Linked DNA regions of Homo sapiens: region 1 is linked to region 2. Evidence: chromatin loops called from intact Hi-C (ENCODE). Cell type or tissue: CD14-positive monocyte. All regions are shown on one strand. Each heading gives the region's core, and the rest is flanking DNA. Links, peaks and the distances in the headings are about the cores only.

Region 1 (2,917 bases), core at 177-2,676, 72 kb before region 2:
TTAGTTTTCATTGAAACAAGCTAAAATTATGCCCATAATAAAGGTAGTGATTTTTATTAGAGGGTTTTTTTTGACATTTATTCTTTTATGATCTATGTAAAGGAGAAGGTGAAAATATGTATAATTTAAGTCTGAAAAATTTGTAGTGAAACTTGATCCATAAATAATCCAAAAACTCTTGGAGGAAAAAGCAAATTTAAGGAGCAGAGCAATGAAGGTTGTCACTTTTGTTTAAAGGGTCACAAGCAGAAAAACGTTGCCTATTTGGCCTGATTGTGAACCTCAGATGTGCTCTTGGTGCAGCCCAGGAATCACAGTTGGTTTTACCCACTCACTCACTGTCGCTCGCTTAAGCTACCATGATGTGGTTATTTCACATTGCATGCTTGTATCGAAACATTTCATGCATCCCATAAATTTATACACCTGTTTACCCACAACCATTTTTTTAAAGCCTAGCAAGCATGGTGAAAATAAGTAACCCAAAATAGTGACTGTTTATCCTGGGGAGTGAGATTTCAGGTGATTTTTTAAAAACTTCTCCACGTGCCCAGTTTTCTATAATTGGTGTGTGTTACTTTTATGATTTTAAAATTTTTTCAAAAATCCCATAGGCCAGTTTTCAGGACAAAATTCAATTGACAGGACTTGGGTGCCACAAATTGGATGCTGTCAGGCACCAGCCTGCTGCTCCCATTCTTTGTTCTTGTCAGGTAACAGGAATCTCGCTCTGCCCTGTGTCTGAAGGGGCCCCGCCCTTACCTTTCAGCACCTCCTGAAGGTACTTCCCTAGGTAGTACTTCCGGAGCCGGTCATCCTCCAGAGCCTGGTCGTCGATGCCACTGGCGGTGATGTAAATGTCCATGTCGCCGTAGTTCCTCCGGACCCACCGCAGCAGCTTGCGCACCCCCCAGGGAATCACAGCCAGGCGCGTGGGGGAGCTCAGGCGGGTGATGTCCTGCAGAAACTGGATGTCCCTGTCCGAGTCGTAGCGGCTGCCGGCCAGCTGCTCGTGCATCACGAACCTAGTGGTGAAGTGGTTGAGCGCGCAGAAGTCGACCGTGCCCTTGAGCAGCCTCCTTTCGGCCTCGGTGAGGCGCGGCAGGGCCGAGCTGGAAAGCCCCCGTCGGTGCTTGGAGGCAATGTATTCCCTCATGGCCGCGGGGTAGTCCCCGGTCTTGAAGAGCGGCTCGGCGAACCAGGCGATCTCGAACTGCAGGAAGCGCTCGGCCGCCCTCCAGTGCGAGTCAGCATAGGGGTTGGCGGGTTCCGCCCAGTCCGCGTGCAGCGACAGCGACACGGCCCCGCGCTGTGAGGGCCTGAACTGCCGGTCGTAGAGGCGCCAGGCCAGGGCGTGGGCCACCAGCAGGTTGTGCGCCGCCCCGTAGGTGTCGTTGCCAGAGCGGTTGTAGATGTCACTTAGCCGGTTAGGCTCGTTGATGGTGATCCAGAGCTTCACCAGGTCCCCCAGCTCCTGGAAGCACAGCCCAGCGTAGGCCTGGAAGGCCTCGGCCGTCGATGGGTTCAGCCACCCGTCGGCATGCAACAGAGGCTCGGGGAGGCCTAGGTGGGCGTGGGTCGGATAATACAGGGTGACCATCGCGGAGATGCCAAGCTTCAGCCCCTCACTGACCACGCACCTGTAGTACCTCAGGGCCTGTCGGTTCACCGCGGACAGGTTGCCAGTGGGAAGGACCGAGGCCCAATCCAGAGCAAACCGGTAGTGGGTGACTTTCATTCTTGCCAACATCTCAAGTTGTTTTTTGATGTTTACAAAATCTGTGCATTGAGCGGGTCGTGTTTTCAGCCTCACCCCTTCCACTCGGTGCAACAGTCTGTTGCCAGTGGCGTTCCACACGTACAGATGAGGATCGCTGAACTGTGGGGACGAAGCCACAGACTCGGGCTGTGAAAAACAAGCTCATTTAGGTCAAGCATGCGCTGGCAGATGGAGGCTCAAGTGATCTGCCTACCTCTGCCTCCCAAAGTGCTGGGATTACAGGCCACCACGCCAGGCCTATTCCAGCCCTTGAAATCTCCCAAGGAGACCAGAAAACAGAGAAGGAGCCACACCCAGGTCCTGGCTTGGAAAACAAGTTGTTTGAGAAAACATTGGGAAGCCATTTTCCAGTTCATTTAACTTTAAACCCTAGGTTATATATGGTGGGGTTTGAAGTGATTCTGTTCAAATGCATCAGGAAATTGGCTTGGTACACTCAATTAAAAGCAATTACAAAAGAGATTCTAAACCCTGCCATAAATTGAAGACAAAGTTGAAATTCCTGTTGTAGAGATTTCACTGAGAAGAGGAGGTTGACCCCAGGCACAATTCCTTAAAAAGGCTGGTGCGGTGGGGTAGGCAATGACCCCTTGCTTTTGCTGAATGCAAATTTCTAACTTGTATTTAAAAAATCCAGGCCGGGCGCGGTGGCTCATGCCTGTAATCCTAGCACTTTGGGAGGCTGAGGCGGGCAGATCACCTGAAGTTGGGAGTTTGAGACTAGCCTGACCAACATGGAGAAACACCGTCTCTACTAAAAAAAAAAAAAAAAACAAAAAAACAAGATTAGCCAGGCGTGGAGGCGCATGCTTGTAATCCCAGCTACTCTGGAGGCTGAGGCAGGAGAATCGCTTGAACGCAGGAGGCGAAGGTTGCAGTGAGCCGAGATCATGCCATTGCACTCCAGCCTCGGCAACAAGAGCAAAAACTCCATCTCAAAAAAAAAAAAAAAAGAAAAGAAAAGTTCAAGTGATAACACATTTGCATCCATCATGTCTCCCCGACCCATGTGCCTGTGAGAACATAGCATTTATTCATCCAACAGATGAATAAATGGGTTATGGGTGGAAAGGACAGTAGACTATCCCTAGAAACTCCCAAGGTTGACACTTGGATCTGACAGAGTCTCATTCTGTG
Region 2 (2,917 bases), core at 255-2,754:
CGCGGTGGCTTATGCCTGTAATCCCAGCACTTTGGGAGGTCAGGAGTTCGAGACCAGCCTGACCAACATGGAGAAACCCCATCTCTACTAAAAATACAAAATTAGCCAGGCGTGGTGGCACATGCCTGTAGTCCCAGCTACTAGGGAGGCTGAGGCAGGAGAATCGCTTGAACCTGGGAGGCGGAGGTTGTGGTGAGCTGAGATCACGCCATCGCACTCCATCCTGGGCAACAAGAGCGAAACGCCATCTCAAAAAAAAAAACACACACACATTAAAATAGTGTAATTAGATTGTTTGTAATACAAAGGACAAATGCTTGAGGAGATGCAAAAAAATGGGCAAAATAAGAGAGAGTTTGTCAGGGAAAACTTTATCAACAAAGCCAATTTTGTGAAAGTAGGATCTATTTCATGCCCCTCCACCCTTAAAAATATACCACTGGTGGAAGAATAATTTACATTCCATGAAAAACTCTACCCCCAAATTTAGAGTATTTACATTCACATCTTTATTAGTATGTTTCTAAACATGAGAATAATTGAATTATGCTTATAGTAAATGGCTCTTTCTGTAGCATAGAGAGAGAGATAAATCATAGCCCTCCTGAAATGATTAAAAGTTGCATATTGGTCAGAAAGTGCATGATCTGAATTTTGGTCCTTCCTTACAGTCTAACTCCTACCGTGTGTAAGTGAAAAACAACTGAAATGGTCAAAGTAAATGCTCAGTGTTAATATATCTGGCTTAGTTAACTTATCCATGTGACAGACATAACTCTTAAAGTCACTTTTGAAATCTTTTTCAGAAGCACAATAATCACATTGTCTTTCACTAGACTTTTGAAAGTCAACAGAAATCAATAGAATTTTCACTGTGCAACAACAAATGTGACTTTCTGCCCTCTGGATAAATATTAGCATGTCCTGCTTTGTCAGAGTTTATTGGAACATTTTCCTTACAGACAACAGTCCATTAGGCAGCTTACTCTTTTCTGTGTTCGTGATGACTGCAGGTCTCGACCGGTGATGTTGACCTTATAATCCATTTATGAACATAATCATTAAATCATAATTTGTCACTATTAAAGTACACATATTCTAATTTAGGAAATTGGGCACTAACTATGTCATTTATCTTAATTCTTGAGTGATATCCATTTAACCTTCTTAATATGACTATGCTTGACTAAGCTAAGTTTATGTAAACTTGCCTAATAATTTTTATAGCCCGAAATAACAAAGTTTTTGCTAAGTAAATCAGTATCTTCACTTAGGTGAGAAGAAGCATTTACATCTAAAATAGCAAAAAAACCATATAACTTTACTGTTGACATACTCCTTTGATTACATATCTAATGTGTCTCAAGTCATGGATTAATTCCTAAAATATTCATTGGCAATTTTATGGGTGTGTATGAACAGAGTGACAGGAATTCCATCAGCACTTTGCAGTGATAGTAGATTTTATGATTAATCTTTTTTCAGTCCTACAAGCCAAAGGAATTCCAGGATTTGTGTTGTTGTTTTTGTTGTTGTTTTGCAGAAATAATGTGAGGCATAGCAAATAAAAAGCTACCCTCAGTTACTTGAGAACTGCTGCTATATTAGGGATGATCACATACGTGGATGTTCCAGACCCTTAGGACCTCTGAAAACCTGAAATGCTATGAGAAGGTATGCCCGGAATTCTCATTCATATTTCAGCAATGTTTGTGATAAAAATACATTTTGCCCCGTCTCTACTAAAAATACAAAAAATTAGCCGGGCATGGTGGCGGGTGCCTGTAGTTCCAGCTGCTTGAGAGGCTGGGGCAGGAGAATGGTGTGAACCCGGGAGGCGGAGCTTGCAGTGAGCCGACAGAGCGAGACTCAGTCTCAAAAAAAAAAAAAAAAAAAAAACATTTTGAACTTTCATGGAAATCTCACATGTTGTCTTTCTTGACATGAAGTTTAAATAGAATTAAATATGATCATCAGTTTATACGGAGTAGTGTATATTAGACGTTTTAAAATTTTACAAATACATCCGGTGTGGTGGCTCACGCCTGTAATCCCAGCACTCTGGAGGGCAGAGTTGGGCGGGTTGTTTGAGGTCAGGAGTTCCAGACTAGCCTAGCCAACATGGTGAAACCCCATCTCTTCAAACCATACAAAAGTTAACTGGGAGTGGTGGCGTGCATCTGTAGTCCCAGGTATTTGGGAGGCTGAGGCACAAGAATCACTTGAATCACTTGCACCTGGGAGGTGGAGGTTGCAGTGAGCCCAGACCGCACTATTGCACTCCAGCCTCGGCGACAGAGAGAGACTGTCTCAAATAAATAAATTAATTAATAAAATTTTACAAATAAACACAGATTAAAGTAGGAAAGGCATAAAAAAGGAATCCCAATACATTCACATCTTCTATAAAATATACGGCAAAAATCTTACTCAGATAAAATCTGGTTCATGACCACAACAGGATATAAACAATACTTTTAACATATCCATTTAAATTGTTAGTTGCTATGAAGAGAGCTAACTTTGTTTTAGTACAAATAAGGTAAGTGCTTTGGACTCTACATTTTAAAATATTACACCTGCGTTGATGGCTTCATATAACTATTAACATTAGCTCTGGATGGTGGTGCTTCATATAAATATTATCATTAGCTCTGGATGGTGGTAAGCACTTGATAAAGTAAATACAGTTTATCACTAATACCTGAGATTCTCTAGACATTTTTTTTTGAGACAGAGTTTTGCTCTTGTTGTCCAGGTTGGAGTGCAGTGGAGCAATCTTGGCTCACTGCAACCTCCGCTTCCCGGGTTCAAGCAATTCTCCTGCGTCAGCCTCCTGAGTAGCTGGGATTACAGGCATGCGCCACCACGCCCAGCTAATTTTGTATTTTTAGTAGAGATGGGGTTTCTCCATGTT

The links. A loop is a pair of places that touch in the nucleus more often than their neighbours do. Peaks named below come from ENCODE experiments on the same cell type or tissue, not always from the same donor. Only the 100,000 strongest peaks of a DNase experiment are listed, where the experiment ranks them.
Region 1: a loop joins it to region 2, with 2.1 times the contacts of the local background. A loop is called at or near these places in 27 of 110 quality-filtered maps.

The regions. Positions count from the first base shown.
Region 1 is chr4:39,445,321-39,448,237 of GRCh38, reverse strand. It overlaps KLB (klotho beta), which reads right to left. Exons shown (of 5, transcript NM_175737.4): 4 at 763-1,906. Among named protein-coding and RNA genes, the nearest start is that of RPL9, 12 kb to the left of the region's middle. RefSeq lists an enhancer at 920-1,109. In CD14-positive monocyte, for the core only: no CTCF peak of the experiment used is centred there; a DNase peak (open chromatin) is centred at 1,137; H3K4me3 peaks cover 1,063 bases; H3K27me3 peaks cover 453 bases.
Region 2 is chr4:39,373,592-39,376,508 of GRCh38, reverse strand. No RefSeq gene overlaps it. Among named protein-coding and RNA genes, the nearest start is that of RFC1, 8.7 kb to the right of the region's middle. In CD14-positive monocyte, for the core only: no CTCF peak of the experiment used is centred there; no DNase peak of the experiment used is centred there.